2 separate regions of the Homo sapiens genome follow, and region 1 is linked to region 2. Evidence: read pairs that join two places in POLR2A ChIA-PET (ENCODE). Cell type or tissue: Caco-2. All regions are shown on one strand. Links, peaks and the distances in the headings refer to the core of each region. The heading gives the core; the rest is flanking DNA.

What was found. Peaks named below come from ENCODE experiments on the same cell type or tissue, not always from the same donor. Only the 100,000 strongest peaks of a DNase experiment are listed, where the experiment ranks them.
Region 1: POLR2A ChIA-PET joins it to region 2 with 5 read pairs; 6 of 35 experiments call an interaction of 5 or more read pairs at or near these places.

Annotation. Positions count from the first base shown.
Region 1 is chr10:17,755,612-17,764,002 of GRCh38, reverse strand. The region is part of intron 1 of TMEM236 (transmembrane protein 236); the gene reads right to left. Among named protein-coding and RNA genes, the nearest start is that of TMEM236, 7.6 kb to the right of the region's middle. In Caco-2, for the core only: no CTCF peak of the experiment used is centred there; no DNase peak of the experiment used is centred there.
Region 2 is chr10:17,647,667-17,656,057 of GRCh38, reverse strand. All of the region lies in intron 1 of STAM (signal transducing adaptor molecule), which reads right to left. Among named protein-coding and RNA genes, the nearest start is that of STAM, 7.7 kb to the right of the region's middle. In Caco-2, for the core only: no CTCF peak of the experiment used is centred there; a DNase peak (open chromatin) is centred at 5,057; H3K4me3 peaks cover 171 bases.

The sequences.
Region 1 (8,391 bases), core at 3,605-6,104, 110 kb before region 2:
CACAGGCTAAGCGCTACAGGAAATAATTTTACATACGACAACCCCACAACAACCCTCTGAGTGAGGTATCAACCCTTTTTTTACAGGTGATGAAACTGAGGTTGAAGGCTGAATTAATTTGCCCAAGATCCTGTGGCTGGGAAGTGAAAGATGAATTCTAATCCAGGTCTTGAGGACTCCAAAACTCACGCCCCTAACCACTCTGCGATGCTGCCAACCCATTTCTCACCACCTGCTCCTTTCTAAGCAAGTAGGTCTTTTCCCACCTCTTAAATAATTCACTATATCAACTCATTCCTCATACTCATCCTCCTCCTCTGGATGCCCTCCCACACCCATCTTTCCAAGCTCAGTGAAAATCAAGATTTCCTTATGAGACTTTCTCTGATTACTCCAAAGCACAGTGTTTTTCTAATAAGCCTGAGTCCATAAACCACATGTGCTAAAAAGCTGCTGACTTCAAGGCACTGTAGTGGGCTGATGGGGCAGGGTAGAAAGGGATGGGTAGGAAGGATGAATCAAATAGGACATCTCCCTTACTGTCAGCATTGAGGGTTTTCTTTTCTTTTTTTAATAGAAAGACAGGGTCTTGCTATGTTGCTGAAGCTGGTTTCAAACTCCTGGCCTCAAGTGATCCTCCCACCTCAGCCTCCCAAGTAACAGAGACTACAGTCATGCACCACCATGCCCAGGTAACTTTTTTTTTAACGTCCTGTAGAGACAGGGTCTCGCTGTGTTGCCCAGGGTGGTCTCAAACTCCTGCTCTCAAGCAATCTTCTTGCCTCAGCCTACCAAGTCTGTGCCCAGTAAGCACTAAGTTTTGATGATGCTCTTCTCTGGGATATTAAAGGACTAGTGGTGGGTCACATAAAATTTGGTGGTTTGTTATAAATTGGTTTATATCATTTTCTAGTTTCTTCATATGCAACTATCCAGACTCCACAGTGGACTACAGAGTCCCTGAGGATGGAGGCAGTACCTGAGCACAAAGGCTTGTACCTGCAGTAGCCTGGAAATAATGCTGGCTAACATGAAGAATTCGTGTAGGGAGGCTGGGCATGGTGGCTCATGTCTATAATCCAAGCACTTTGGGAGGCCGAGGCAGATGGATTGCCTGAGTTCAGGAGTTCGAGACCAGCCGGGCAACCTAGCAAATCCTGTCTCTACAGGAAATTTAAAAATTAGTCAGGTGTCATAGTGCACACCTGTAGCCCAGCTACTCAGGGAGGATCACTTGAGCCTGGGAAGTTGAGGCTGGAGTGAGCTATGATCATGCCACTGCACTCCAACCCGGGTGACAGAGCAAGACCCTGTCTCGACAAAAACCTAAATATATATATTTATATATAATAAAACCTAAATATATATATATATGTATGTGTGTATATATATATATATATATATATATATATATATATATATATATATGAAATTCAGATAGGTAAATATATACCTATTTAAACAAACCCATAGAGCAGACTCATGGATCACTATTAACCCAGAGGATTTCTAGTAAAACTAGGTTTAGTCAATCATACACTCTGTTATGAAATAGGTGACATCATTGCAGTGGAAGCCAATTGCATTATATCAATACACGAAGTCAGTAGCCACATCAAGAGGACATCAGGGTGTCACTGAGATAATATCGAGGCATTAAAAATCCAGCCAGCATCCCAAGGAGACTTTCAAAAGAGTCAAAGGTCCAGAAATCATGGGATAGGAATGGTTGATGGAACTCTGCCCATTGGAGAAGAGAAAACTTAGCAGACTGAGATGTGGCGTGGTTGAGATGGCAGAATGATGCCACTGCCTTCAAATGTTGCAAAAATTTAACAAGGATACAGTAAGCTCAGAGAAGTCACCCCTGGAGACACAATTTGGGGAGCTGTCACCATACAAGTGGCAGTTTATATTATGCGAGCTGATGGGAGTGTTCAAAAAGCAATAGAAATGGGGAATTAGGCAGTAATGTGACAGCTCCTGGCCATGGAGAAAGAAAGGGCAGAGGAGGTGAAGTCTACAAAGTGGATGAGAAAGAGAGCTATATAGTGATAGGTATTGTTTCAACACAAGGTAATAAAGAAGGCTGTTCTACGAAGAGCCACAGAAAGTAGTGAGTTCTCTGTAGAATCAGAGGTATTTGTATTGTGAGAAATCATTTTGAAGACGAACAGTAAGAGTTTGCCCAGCTCCAGGATTCTGTGGAATAATGTCAATATTTGATTTACAAGCAAGGGGAAGAGGAGATTTTTAAGGGGTGCGGCTGAGATACAGAAAACTTCCTTTTCTTTTTTTTTTTTTTTTTTGAGACATAGTCTCACTCTGTCACCCAGGCTGGAGTGCAGTGGCACGATCTCAGCTCACTGCAAACTCTGCCTCCCGGGTTCCAGCGATTCTCCTGCCTCAGCCTCCTGAGTACCGGGGACTACAGGCATGAGCCACCACACCCAGCTAACTTTTGTATTTTTTAGTAGAGATGGGGTTCCACCATGTTGGCCAGGCTGGTTTTGAACTCCAGACCTCAAGTGATCCATCCGCCTCGGCCTCCCAAAGTGCTAGGATTACAGGTGTGAACCAGCACGCCTGGCCCAGAAAACTTTTTTTAAGGAGAGAATTACCTTATTGACAAGGACTGGGAGGGAATGCAGGGGGGAGAAAAGAAGCAAGAGGCAAGAAGACCAGTGGGTGAAGGTTGCCAGAGCCCAAACGTTAGTTAATGAAATGGTCTTCATTTTTCCTTGAACAGAAACAATCAGGACGAATCAGGTCTGACACTGGATTTGAATATATGAAAATTTGGGGGACCACGTCAGAAACTCAAGTTTTGATGGTCTGGAAATAAGGGCCTAATTGGGATGAGAGAAACAGCCATGGAGAACAAGGAGCTGATGCAAGAGAGAGGAAGAGGAAGAATTACCAGAATGTGGTGACTTCCTGCATAGGATAAGGAGAGAAAAGAAAAAGTAAATAAGCTCGTGCTGGTTTACAGTGTGATACGGCTTGGCTGGGTCTCTACCCAAATCTCATCTTGAATTGTAGCTCCCAGAATTCCCACATGTCATGGGAGGGACCTGGTGGGAGGTAATTGAATAATGGGGGCGGGTCTTTCCTGTGCTGTTCTTGTGACAGTGAATACGTTTCACGGATCTGATGGTTTTATAAAGGGGAGTTGCCCTGCACATGCACTCTTGCCTGCTGCCATGTAAGACATGACTTTACTCCTTATTTGCCTTCAGCCATTATTGTGAGGCCTCCCCAGCGATGTGGAACTGTGAGTCCATCAAACCTCTTTCCTTTATAAATTACCCAGTCTCAGGTATGTCTTTATTACCAGCATGAGAACAGACTAATACACTGGATATAGTAGGGCAAGGAAGATAAAGCCTGCAGTCAACTATGACAAAATTATTGATCTTTTTCATGTATAATGCCCAAGACCAAACTGTAAAGGAAATGTGGATAGCTTAAACTACGTGAAAAATAAAAATTCTCCATATCAAAAACACCAAAGTAAAATTAAAAGACTAATGATAACTCTGAAATGTATGCTACATCAAATTCAACATACTTATTGTTTGATGATCTTGTGCAATTTAAGCAAATGAACATCCTTAATGTTTACAGAACTCGTAAATCAGTAGCAAAAAAAAAAAATGGACATACCAACAGAAAAAGAGATCAAGGACAAAAATATATGATTTTTAGAAAATACAAATAGTCAATAAATCTATGAGAAAATGTTAAACATGGTAGATAACAGATTCACTAAGAGAAACTGGAGTGTTCTGAGAAGTAACTGGTAAGCAGCAGTGTTTAGTTAATGGGGTCTTACCAATTAATGATCTCTCAGAGGTGCTGAAAGGTGAGTTCCATTTCCTTCAGGTTAGCCCGTGTGTCCAGCAGTGCACAGATGTCACTAGTGCTGTGTGTTTCAGTTGTCAGGGCCAGCGCGGAGCAGTGAGGTGCTCAAGGCTCCCTCGGGGCAATCTTTTTTTTTTTTTTTTTTTTTTTTTTTTTGAGACGGAGTCTCGCTCTTTCGTCCAGGCCGGACTGCAGCGGCGCTATCTCGGCTCACTGCAAGCTCCGCCTCCCGGGTTCACGCCATTCTCCTGCCTCAGCCTCCCGAGTAGCTGGGACTATACAGGCGTCCACCACCACGCCCGGCTCATTTTTCTGTATTTTTAGTAGAGACGGGGTTTCACCGTGTTAGCCAGGATGGTCCCCTTGGGGCAGTCTTGACTCAACTACTCATTGGCTCTGTGATCTTCTAACTCCTGTGCCTCAATCTCCTCATTTCTAAAGGGGAGACTATCATTGTTCTTGCATATCAAGATTCGCAAATCAACTAAAATAATACAGACAATGTGTTTAAAATTATGCCTGGTACATAGTACTTGCTCAATAAATATTTGCTCTTACTTTACTGCAACTACAACAGCTACTACTACTATGATCACCACCACCGTTACCTAAAGCAGATCAAGAGCAAAATCTCATGGAATATGTTAAAACCTTAAGCCAGGTAAAATGTTGCCCAAAATGGTCTTTTAAACTTGCCCTGCCCAGGATTCCTGACGTGTTCATAGTCTGAATTAATTGTACTCCAAAGGACTCAAAAGAACACCCAAAATATAGCTCTAGGTCCCAAGACAGTCTGGGAACCTCCACAAATATTCTAGGATTATCCTACTGCCAATGTACCTTCTCAATGAAGATCTGCTCCAGTTTCAGGCTAGCCTTGTAGCTCAATGTTATCACACATCTACTGATATTCCAGGAAAATAACTCTCTTATTTCCTGGAATACACAGTTTGGTGTGTATATAAATAGCTTTCTTCATTCCCCCAACCATCTCACTTGTTTATTATGAATTCTGGCAGGCATCCCTAGAATGGAGCCATAATTCCAGAAAAATCAGGAAGTGTTAATGAGAGAAGGGGAAAGTACTGGATTAAAGTTCAGCCTCCAGTACATTTTAAGCTCTCTGAAATTGTTTCCTCCCTCATAAAATGGGAATTATGTCTGCTTGGTCAACTTTACAACACTGGCATGGAGGCCTAGTGAGAACATGAAATGAAAACCATAACATAATAAAACATAAATATGACATAAAATAACACATAATACCTCTGTTAATGTAAAACATTTCTGAGATACTAATGATCTCACCATTCTGGTGTTCATTCTTCTCAAAGAATAAAAGAAACCTACAAAATTCTCCAAAATCGAGGAATATTACTCACAGGATATATTTTCCTTCAGTTTTATTGCCACTTCTACCACTTTTCAGAGTCATTCTGAAGATTTAACACGATCACATTTTTAATGAAAATAGTAAATTCAGTTTGAGGTCATAACACTTATATTCAATGAATGATTACTACAGACCAGTTGCTATGCTAGGAACTTTACACGCATGATCTTATGAAATTTCTTAAAACAGCACTCCAAGAAAGAAACTAAGTTGTCTCTGTTTTGCTCACGAAAAAATTAAGGCTCAAAGAATTCAAATAACTCACATAAGGTTTCATGGTCAATGTCAAGGCTAGGATTTGAATCCAGGCCAGTTTTCCTTTACATATATTCCTGGGGCACACCATTTACTGACTGATGACTCACTCTCTCCTGAAGACCAGCCTCACAGGGCTCATGACACCAGCCTGGACCTTCAGGGAAGCTCTCAGATAAGCCTCATCAACATCAAATCATGAATGTTCAGGGTCTATGAAATTTCACATAAACAACTATTTGACTATTCCTCAAAAATAATTCATATGCTCAATCCTTACTTTGTCTAGTAGCAATTATTTTTGCATCATCTTCATGTAGCAATCAAGACATGACACCCTATATATTACCCCATATATTATAAGAGCCAAATGCACTCTGGGTGAAATTATGTTAATGACATTAAAAGCACTGCATTTTTCTGGCTGCACCTGGTGGCTTACGCCTGTAATCCCAGCACTTTGGGAGACCAAAGTGGGCGGATCACTTGAGGTCAGGAGTTGGAGACTAGCCTGGCCAATATGGTGAAACTGTGCCTCTACTAAAAATAAAAAAATTAGCCAGGCGTGGTGGCGCACACCTGTAATCCCAGCTACTCAGGAGGCTGAGATGAGACAATAGCTTAAACCCCAGAGGTGGAGGTTGCAGTGAGCGGATATCATGCCACTGCATTCTAGCCTGGGCAACAGAGTAAGACTTCATCTCAAAAAACACAAAACAAAACAAATAAACAAAAAAAGCATTGCATTTTTCTTGAAACACACCTGGCATTCAAAGTCAGAAAAAATAAAGGAAAAGAAAATTGTATGAGATACAGGAAATTGTATGGAATCAGACAGACCTAGGCTCACAAATCCTAGCTCCCCCATTACATAGCTTTTTTTTTTTTTTTTGAGACAGGGTTTTGCTGTGTGACCCAGGCTAGAGTGCAGTGGCATGATCTCAACACACTGCAGCCTTGATCTCCAGGGCTCAAGTGATCGTCCCCCTTTAGCTCCCAGAGCAGCTGAGACTACAGTCACGTACCACCATGCCTGGCTAATTTTTTAATTTTTTTGTAGAGACAGGGTCTCACTACGTTGCCTAGGCTGGTCTTGAACTCCTGTGCTCAAGCGATCCTCACACCTAAGCCTCTCAAAGTCTTGGGATTACAGGCAGGAGCTACCATGCCTGGCTCCACTTGCTAGCTTTATCAGTTGACAAAGTTAATTACTTCAAGTTTCAGTTTCTTTGTCTATAAAATGAGAACTTTAGCATGTACACTTCGCTGAGTTGTTGTAAAGTTTAAACTTAACAGTACAGAAGGTGTAAAGCTCCTAGAACAGTGCTCAGTGGCTGCTTCTCTTCTATGCCAGTAAAAGATAACTATATGATAATGCTCACGAATGTGGCCAGAAGGAAACAGTTTCAGTTTCACTGAAATTACAGATAACCTGTCCACTGTCTAAACACTATTTAAAACACGTGTGGCCAGCAACACCGGCAAAACAGAAACTAAAGACTGGAAGTGTATTTCCCAAAAGAAATCACTGAGAGATGTAGTCATGACAACCCGAAACACTTTAGCACAGGGGAGGTACCTGAGCCAGATGCACAACATGAAATCTGAACAGACACCAGAGATGACTGGTATACCACATGCACTAAGGGGCAGAAACAAAAGCCTACTCTGTTCCTTAACTCTCAATTGCCCCAGGAGAATGGGACCTTGTCCTTCAAAGAGGCAGTTTGGGACAGTGGCTAGAAGTACCCATTATGGAGTCAGGTAGACCTAGGTCCAAAGTCTGCCTCTTCCACTCTGTCTAGTTCACTGACTTTGGGAGAGCTGCTGAAACTCTCTAATCGGCAATTTTCTCTAGGCAATAATAACGATAAACTCATAAAAATTCTACTTTAGGCTGGGCACAGTGGTTCATGCCCGTAATCCCAGCACTTTGGGAGGCTGAGGCGGGCAGATCACTTGAGGTCAGGAGTTCGAGACCAGCCTGGCCAACATGGGGAAAATCCATCTCTACTAAAAATACAAAAATTAGTCGGGTGTGGTCGTGCACAACTGTAATCCCCACTACTCAGGAGGCTGAGGCAAGAGAATCGTGTGAACCTGGGAGGCAGAGGTACAGGGAGCCTAGATCGCTCCTCTGCACTCCAGCCTGGGCAACAGAGCTAGACTCCATCTCAAAAAGAAAAAAAATACTTTATGAGGTGAAGTAGATATTTCTCTGTCTTTTTGTTTTTCAGAGTTGGGGGTCTCCATCTGTCACCCAGGCTAGAGTGCAGTGGCACAATCATAGATCACTGCAGGCTCAAACTCCTGGGCTCAAGCCAACCTCTTGAATAGCTGGGACTACAGGCGTGCACCACCACATCCTGCTGATTTTGTAATGTTTTGTAGAGACGAGGTCTCACTATGTTGCCCAGGCTGATCTCTAACTCTGGGCTTCAATCAATCCTCCCACCTTGGCCTCCCAAAGTGTTGGGATTAAAGGTGTAAGCCACTGTGCCTGGCCTATGAAGTACGTGTTTCTGTACCACCTCATATCAGTACTTACATGGCACATAATCAGTGATCTATAAAGAATCAATTATAGCCTAATAATAATAACAGTAAGTTATATGGGAAGGTTTGCTGCCTAAATGACATTCAGAATCTAGAGTCTTAGGGATTTGAGTCAATGTGAAAACAAAAAACCAAAATACAAAAAAACCCAAGAGCTTCTTCCTGGGCTGTGGTGGGCCAGTTTCCCATTGGTTTATTCCTGTTGTCATTTGAACCTTCCACCATTCCCTCAAAATTCCAACCCAGCCAGGAATCTTGGACAGTCAAAGCCACCCCTACAGGGTGTGAGAGGTGGAGGGTCAAGCCCAGCTCCAAGCTACCCC
Region 2 (8,391 bases), core at 3,946-6,445:
CTCCCAAAGTGCTGGGATTGCAGGCGTGAGGAAACTACCTTCTAATGTGGAAGATAAAGAAAAAGACCAAAAAAAGAAAAAGAAAAAAGCAACTTAAGAGAAAAAGAATACACACGTAGGAGGAAAAAAAACTTTAAAAAAATCATTATATTTCAAAACAACAGCTGTACAGAAGCAGAGGGTAACCAGTCTTGACTGGAACACTGCAATTCAAAGAGCAGATATGCTGAAAGATAACATCACCAAGATCTTCAATAGCAGTCTCCATTTTTTAAACACAGATGGGTTGGGGGGACAGTGGAAATGACTCATACCAAGATTCTTATCTGTAATGGTTGGTCTTGACCAAGTGATAATGAAATTCTTGTTTCCATACTCTCCTCCATGCCCTGTTGCCTAGATCAACAGAGTACACTTATTTCCTCATTTTGACCTACTACTGAGAGCAGAAGTACGTCAAGTGAGTTTAATCGCAGAAAATAAAAAGCAGTCAACTCTGACCAAATATTTTACAGGTGTATAATACCTGCTATATATCACAGCATCACCTGCTAGTTAGTCACTACCACCGGACAACTAAAATAAGCATCTAGTAAAGACCAAGTGGATAATAACCAATAGGTATTGGTTAGGTAGGGTACCTACCTAGCTACCCTAAAATCTTCTAACATAGAAGATAGCAAAAGCAGGTTATTCACACAGATTAATTCCTTGCATAAGAATTAATACAAAGATCCAAACAATTCATGATCTCAATAAAGCGATTTACTTGCAGGCAATTATAAAATTTGAACACATATTCAGCAAAATGGAATAGCCTTCTAGTCCACGCCATACCCTACCAGAAGTAGCTTACAATCTAAGAAAGGAAATGAAACCAGCAGATAGACTTAGATTTAAGATTGAAAGGGTTTCAAATAATGCAAAGCCCAAAGCAAATTGAAAGACAGGTAAAGATCCTGGAGAGAGAGAAGAGGAGAATCAGGAAGGGCTTCCCGATGTATTTAGAAAATAAGAAGAGGACAGAATAATGAATTAATCTGTTTCTAATTAAGTGAATAAAGTAAAAAGTAAAGTCATCAAAACAGAAAAGAAGTATAATGAAGAATCTAGGCTGGCTGAAATACAGACTACTTTGTGAAAATTTGGAATAATAAGAGAACAACATTAAGACCTAAAATACTATCTCAGGTGTTTGCACTGCTTCAAGAAACATCAGAATGCCAAGAGTTCCAAATAAGGAAATAAAACAACAAGACCTAGACTTTTTTGAAAAATATTAATCTATCACCAATATGTAAAAGCAGTTTGGAAGAGGGAAAAGAGGAGAACTAGCTCAAATTTACCTATCATTGCTCAAGTTTTGGTAATATATTGTAAATCCCTTGAAAATAATAAGGTTTACTTTGGGGAATTATTTCAATAACCATGCTCTCAGTCTAAGTGCTCAAAAAAATGATAAGACTACTCATGTATCTGCAATATGAAGCCACAAAAAGTCATAGTAACACATTGACCTTAAATAATACCTGGTTTAGCCGGGCGCGGTGACCCACGCCTGTAATCCCAGCACTTTGGGAGGCCGAGGTGGGCGGATCACGAGGTCAGGAGATAGAGACCATCCTGGCTAACACAGTGAAACCCCATCTCTACTAAAAATACAAAAAATTAGCCAGGCTTGGTGGTGGGCGCATGTAGTCCCAGCTACCTGGGAGGCTGAGGCAGGAGAATGGCGTGAACCTGGGAGGTGGAGCTTGCAGTGAGCTGAGATCATGCCACTGCACTCCAGCCTGGGTGACAGAGCAAGCCTCCGTCTCAAAAATAATAATAATAATAATAATAACAATAATACCTGGTTTAATGGTTTTCAAACTTAACTTTCAAATGCAGAAACCCTCTACAATGCACTGCTAACTACCCAGAGGGCTAGCATACTTCTGATGCTAACTACCCAGTCAGCAAAGACTTCACAGGTTGAAGACACAGCTCTCCATAAGACTCCCTTCACTTCAAACCTCAGACACAAGCTCTGGGGTCCCCAGGCACTTCTGACCAACTGGATACAAACTGGAAGTTCCCACTACCCTTCAGGATTGATAATTCACCATAGCAACTCACATAGAAAGTACTATACTTACAATTAGAGTTTTATCACAAAAAACACAAACCAGGACCAGCCAATAGAGATACGCAGTTGTCTCTTGGTATACATGGGAGATTGGTTCCAGGATCTTCCACAGATACCAAAATGTATGGATGCTCAAGTCCCTAATATAAAATGGCATTGAATTTGCATAAAGCCTTTGCACATCCTCCTATATACTTTAATTTCTCTAGATCACTTATCATGCCTAATTCAATGTAAATGTTATGTAAATAACTATACTGTATAGGGCATAATGACAAGAAAAATGTCTCTATGTGTTCGGTACAGACATGATATTTTTTCCTCTACAAGTTTTGATCCACTGTTGTTTGAATCCATGAATGCAGACCCCCAGATACAAACAACCACCTGTATGGAGCTAGATCTGGGAGGGTTCCAAACATAAAGCTTCTGTGCTAGGAAGCTTCATCACCCTCCAAATACATCAGTGTGTATCACCACAATGTGTATCACCTACCAGAATGCTTAACTGAGCTTCAGTGTTCAGAGTTTTTATCCTGTTTTATCAAAACAACCTGTTTTACCAAAACAAACATTTAACTCTGTGAGATGAATCCACACATCACAAAGCATTTTCACAAATAGCTTGTTTCCAGTTTTTATCGCGGAATATTCGGTTTTTCAGTGTAGGTTTCGATGGACTGGGAAATGTACCTTCATGGATTCTACAATTGGGGTGTCATTATATAGGTATGATTTATGAAATAGGACCACACAGTGGAACTTAATCTCCAGGTCCCTATCCTTCCCAGGAGGTCCTATGACTCAAAGCCCAAATCCTTTAATCACATGGTTAGTCCTTCTGGAGTGGCCAGCCCCCAGACCAAGTCATCTTATTAGCATAAACTAAGCTATTATCCCAGGGGCCCACCAAAAATAACAAAGATGCTCTTATCACTCAGAAAATTCCAAGGATTTAGAGGCTGTCTCCTAGGAAACAAAGACTAGTCAAATTATTTATCATTCAACACTATAAGAGAATTTTATCTTAAAAGAAACCCAATATATACAGCAAACCCAAGTGGAAGTGCTCTGATTGAGGAGTCCCAGAGCCTGCTCCCTAGGTACTCAACCCCTCTAAAGCCCAAGAATATTGAGTGAGTCATTCTGAACAATATCACTTACTTCATCTTAGAAAAGGAAAGCATGTTATTACTTTGGTCTGGTAGTGCATTTTAATAATTAATTCATCATTCTCACTGACTGGTAGCCAAGCAGGTTGTTTTTTTTTTAAGTGCATTTTTTAAAAGAACACACTTAAATTCTAAAACCTGCCACCTTATTCAAAAACATAATAGCTAAGCATATTAAAACTTATTAAAAAGTTAACAGTTTATCTGATCAAATATAAATTGCCTACTATCATAGTTGAGTGCTATCTTACAGTTCTTGATTAATGATACATCCAGGAACATATGATACAGTTATCAGCAGATATTATGTTGAAAACTCATGAACTACTTTATTACTTTCCTACACATAAATAGAATCAGCATCTGATTCATATTTGTATGGATGGATCAGAAACACAACCCACTTCAGAAATCTAAAATTGTTCACATCATTTATTGAGGCTGTCTCAAAATCATCAAAATCAGTGGCACAATTCTTCTCAGTTATAAAAGAACAAGTATTTTTTTTTTAATCAGAAGGATATAAACTACCTACAACATGGTTCTGTGAATAGCAAATGAAGTCAAAACTATTTATTTTCTAAGACAAAAACAGGGTTTGTGGGAAAAGGAAAAGTGACAAAAATAACAGACTTGCTTCTAAAGAATTCAAAGCTTCATAATGATCTCATTTTATCCTGAGAATATCCTTACACTAATACTCAAAAAGAGGAGATTGAGAAATCTGCCCAGCAGTACCCAGAAAAAACATACACAGAGCCTCATTTGAATTTCAATAGTCTTTTCAAAAGATTAGAGAACTTTTTCTGATAAGCAGCAACTTTTGATTTTTCTCAAAATTTATCACTGTCAAAGATCTGGGGAGGTAAGAAATGCTGACAGGAGGACTTCGCATCACATTTAGGTGGTGAGGAAAGGACTGTCATTCAGTCAGCCCGAAGATGTAACAGTTCATTAAAAATGGCCAATGGAAAAGTAAGTCTGAAAGAAATTATCCTCTTTGCAAATCAATTCTTCAAAAATCTTTCATCTAATATCCCTGATCCTCCTGGAAACTGTATCTGCAAAGAAATGTAATCTGAAGCTCTGCTAACCAGAAAAAGAAGTAGGTATCAAAAGAACAGCATGGAAGCATTTCAGAGAGGAACATAAAACAGAAATGATAACCTAAAGGCATTAGAAAAAACAGCTTAGAGGAGAGGTAAAATAGGGACAGAAGAATCAAAGAATACAAGTTCTTAATCCAGTGGATATCAGATGGTTAACATACTTGTATTCTGAATTTTCACATTTCTCTCCTATGTTTTAACAGTAACTGATTGCACACCTTAGAATCCAATAGTCCCCACATCTATTTCTAACTTGATTATAAAAGGAGCTAAAACGTATCCATTGGTTACTACATGCCAGGTGCTATGCTAAGTGCTTTACATGCATCATCTCCTCAAAACAAACCTACTGAGGATTAATGAACAAATAGGTATGTCAAGCCAGAGGATCCACACCTGAAGAGCACAGTGGCATAAAACCAATAAGGAGTGAAATACACCTGCAAGAAAAAAGTGGAAGGTGAGGCTCAAGAGTCACAAAGAAGCCAAATATAAGAGGCCTTACATGCCCTGCTGAAAAGTTCAAAGTACTGTGAAAGCGGTAGATTCTTCAGAACTTTTTTTTTTTTTTTTTTTTTTTTTTTGAGACGGACTCTCGCTCTGTCACCAAGGCTGGAATGCAGTGGTGTGATCTTGGCTCACCGCAAGCTCCGCCTCCCAGGTTCACGCTATTCTCCTGCCTCAGCCTCCTGAGTAGCTGGGACTACAGGCGCCCGCCACTACGCCCGGCTAATTTTTTGTATTTTTAGTAGAGATGGGGTTTCACCATGTTAGCCAGGATGGTCTCGATCTGCTGACCTCATAATCCGCCCACCTCGGCCTCCCAAAGTGCTGGGATTATAGGCGTGAGCCACCGCGCCCAGCCCTCTCTAGAAATATTTTAAACGGAGGGGCCACGCGTACATTCACATTTTAAAAATATCACCATCAGCCATCTGGAAAATAACTAGGGAAAAACTGGAAGCAGGGAAGAACAGCTGGAAGCTACTGTACTAATCTGAGAGAGTGGTGATCTAAACCTGGAATCCTTGAGGGCATATTCGGTACCAGGGTATCTGGCACAGGGTAGACAGGATACATTTGTTGTTTAGAATGTAGAAAATTACAACTACAGAAGTCAAGAATTACTCCCAAGTTCACGACTTGTATGACTAAGTAAACTTAGGTACCAACTATCAAAACAGACAAAAAGCATAATTGAGAAGAAAAATTTCAAATGGTTTTGAACATGCTGAACTTGAGATATTTGAAGCCTATTCAACTCTGGTAAAGAGTCAGAATGTCATGTGTTTTCACAAGTAATCCTCATAGCATCCGCATGATGTATAATGGATATTGCTATCCCTATTTACCAAAGTAGAAAGTGAATTCAAAGGGGTCCTATACCTATCCAACTATACATTGTGTCCATTTACTAAGAGTAAATGCTGCAGGTGCAATTTAAGCCCAAAGCCCAAGGTCTTTCTATCATATCACACTTCAGGAGAATGTGACATTAACATTTAAGATTCATCTAGCTTATGATTTATGAGGCTGACTGGACTAAGCAAAGCAGACTAAAAAAATGTCCAAGTATGTAGGATGTGGACTGGCCCAAAGCAGTCTGACTGGGAACACAAATATTCTATTATAGAAACAAAGACATATGATGATTTAGCAGAGGCAGGGAAATGATTCAAAGATGCCTCTTGGGTTTCAAGTCAAGATAACTACAACACTAAAATATTACCAAATTGGCTGGGCCCGGGTGCCTCACATCGGTAATCCCAGCACTTTGGGAGGCTGAGGCAGGCAGATCACTTGAGGCTAGGAGTTCAAGACCAGCCTGGCCAATATGGCAAAACCCCATCTATATTAATGTAAAAAAAGATTTAAAAACAAACAAAAATGTTACCAAATAATGAATGAAGAGCCAGACTTAGAAAGATAACTTCAGTTTTCTGACAGATGAATTTGTTTTGGAGGGAAAAAAGAACAGCAAATAGAAATACAAGACTAATGTTCTAGAAAAACACCAATAATTCATTATTTGATAAATAATTCTTGAGTGCTTTCTATGTACCAGACACTATCCCTAAAGTATTAGGGGAAAAAAAATGAAAAGTTCTCATCTTAATGGAGTTTATATTCCACACAAAAGATAATCAATCAATTAATGTCAGGTCACTAAGTACTATAAAGAAAAAGAAATGGAACAAAGAAACAGAGTGAGAGGGTAAAGATGCATTTTTTTTAATTCTTTTTTTTTTTTTTTTAAAGACAGGGTCTCACTCTCTTGCCCAGGCAAGAGTGCAGTCATAGCTCACTGCAGCCTTGACCTCCCAGGCTCAACCAATCCTCTGGATTCAGCATCCCGAGTAAATGGGACTACAGGCATACCACCATGCCAGCTAACTTTTTTATTGTTTGTAGAGACAGGGTCTCATTATGTTGCCCAGACTGGTCTCCAATTCCTGGCCTCAAGGAATCCTCCTGCCTCAGCCTCCCAAAGTGTAGGGGTTACTGGCGTGAGCCACTGCATTCAGCCCAAGAAGGATATTTTTTACAGAAGATTATTAGGTAAAGCGTCTCAGAAAATGACGTTTGAACAGAGTCCTGAATGGGTGTGATGAATATCCAGACCTTCAAATACCTGGGTGAGGAGTATCCCAGGCAAAGAGTACCATATAGCTACAGAGGCAGGAATGAGCTTGGAGCGTTCAGATTTAAGAAGCCTGGAATTCAAGAGAGTGAGTCTGGAGATCATAATCATATCAGACACACAGGAAGAAGCCATATTGTGAGCCACAATAAAAAAACTTGCATTTCCCTTTAAGTAGGATAGGAAGCTACCAGAGAACTCTGAGCAGGTAACTGACATTATCTAACATTTTTAAAAGATCACTGACCTTTGTAAATGAGAACTGATTGTAGAGGCAAGAGTGGTAACAAAGAAACCTACCAGAAGGCTCTTGCCACTGACTATAAGAGATAACAATGACTGAAGTAAGGTAAGAATGGTGAGACAGAAAAAGGTGATGATGTGTCCGGAGTTTGTTCCCTCTGGTGGGTTTGTGGTCTCGCTGACGTCAAGAATGAAGCCACGGACCTTTGTGGTGAGTGTTACAGCTCTTAAAGGTAGCACGGACCCAAAGAGTGAGCAGCACCAAGATTTATTGTGCAGAGTGAAAGAACAAAGCTTCCACAGCATGGAAGGGGACCCGAGCCGGTTGCTGCTGCTGGCTAGGGTGCCCAGCTTTTATTCTCTTATTTGTCCCCGCCCATGTCCTGCTGATTGGTTCATTTTACAGAGTGCTAATTGGTCCATTTTACAAACCTCTAGCTAGCTACAGAGCACTGATTGGTGCATTTTACAAACCTCCAGCTAGCTACAGAGCACTGATTGGTGCGTTTTTACAGAGCACTGATCGGTGCATTTTACAATCCCCTTGTAAGACCGAAAAGTTCTCCAAGTCCCCACTTGACCCAGGAAGTCCAGCTAGTTTCACCTGTCAATGAAATTCTGGATATATTTTTAAAGTACAGCCAAAATATCTTGCTGATAGGATGAATGTGAAGTGTGAAGAAATAAGAAGAATCAGTGATACTCCTAGACATTGGAGCTCAGTGACAGGAAACAGTAATCATGTTGTCGTCTACTGAGAAGGGCAAGGATGAAGGAATGAGCAGGTTTGGGCAAAGAACTAAGAATTGAGTTTTTGAATGTTTGTTTTTAGACTCTAAGCAGAATCCAAATGGAGATGCTCAGTAAGGAGATGGATATCTAGGTCGAGAGCTCAGGCAAGAGGCTGAGAGTAAGAACATAAATCCAGGAGTCACCAGAATACGCTAGGTATTTAAAGCTAAGAAATTAGATGAGGTTCTTTTTAAAATCTTACTTAATAAAAAGTACAGAAATTTTTCTAAGTGCTTTACAAATATTAACTCAACCCTCTTAACAACTCTCTGAGGTAAGAACTATTATTACTCTTATATTCCATAT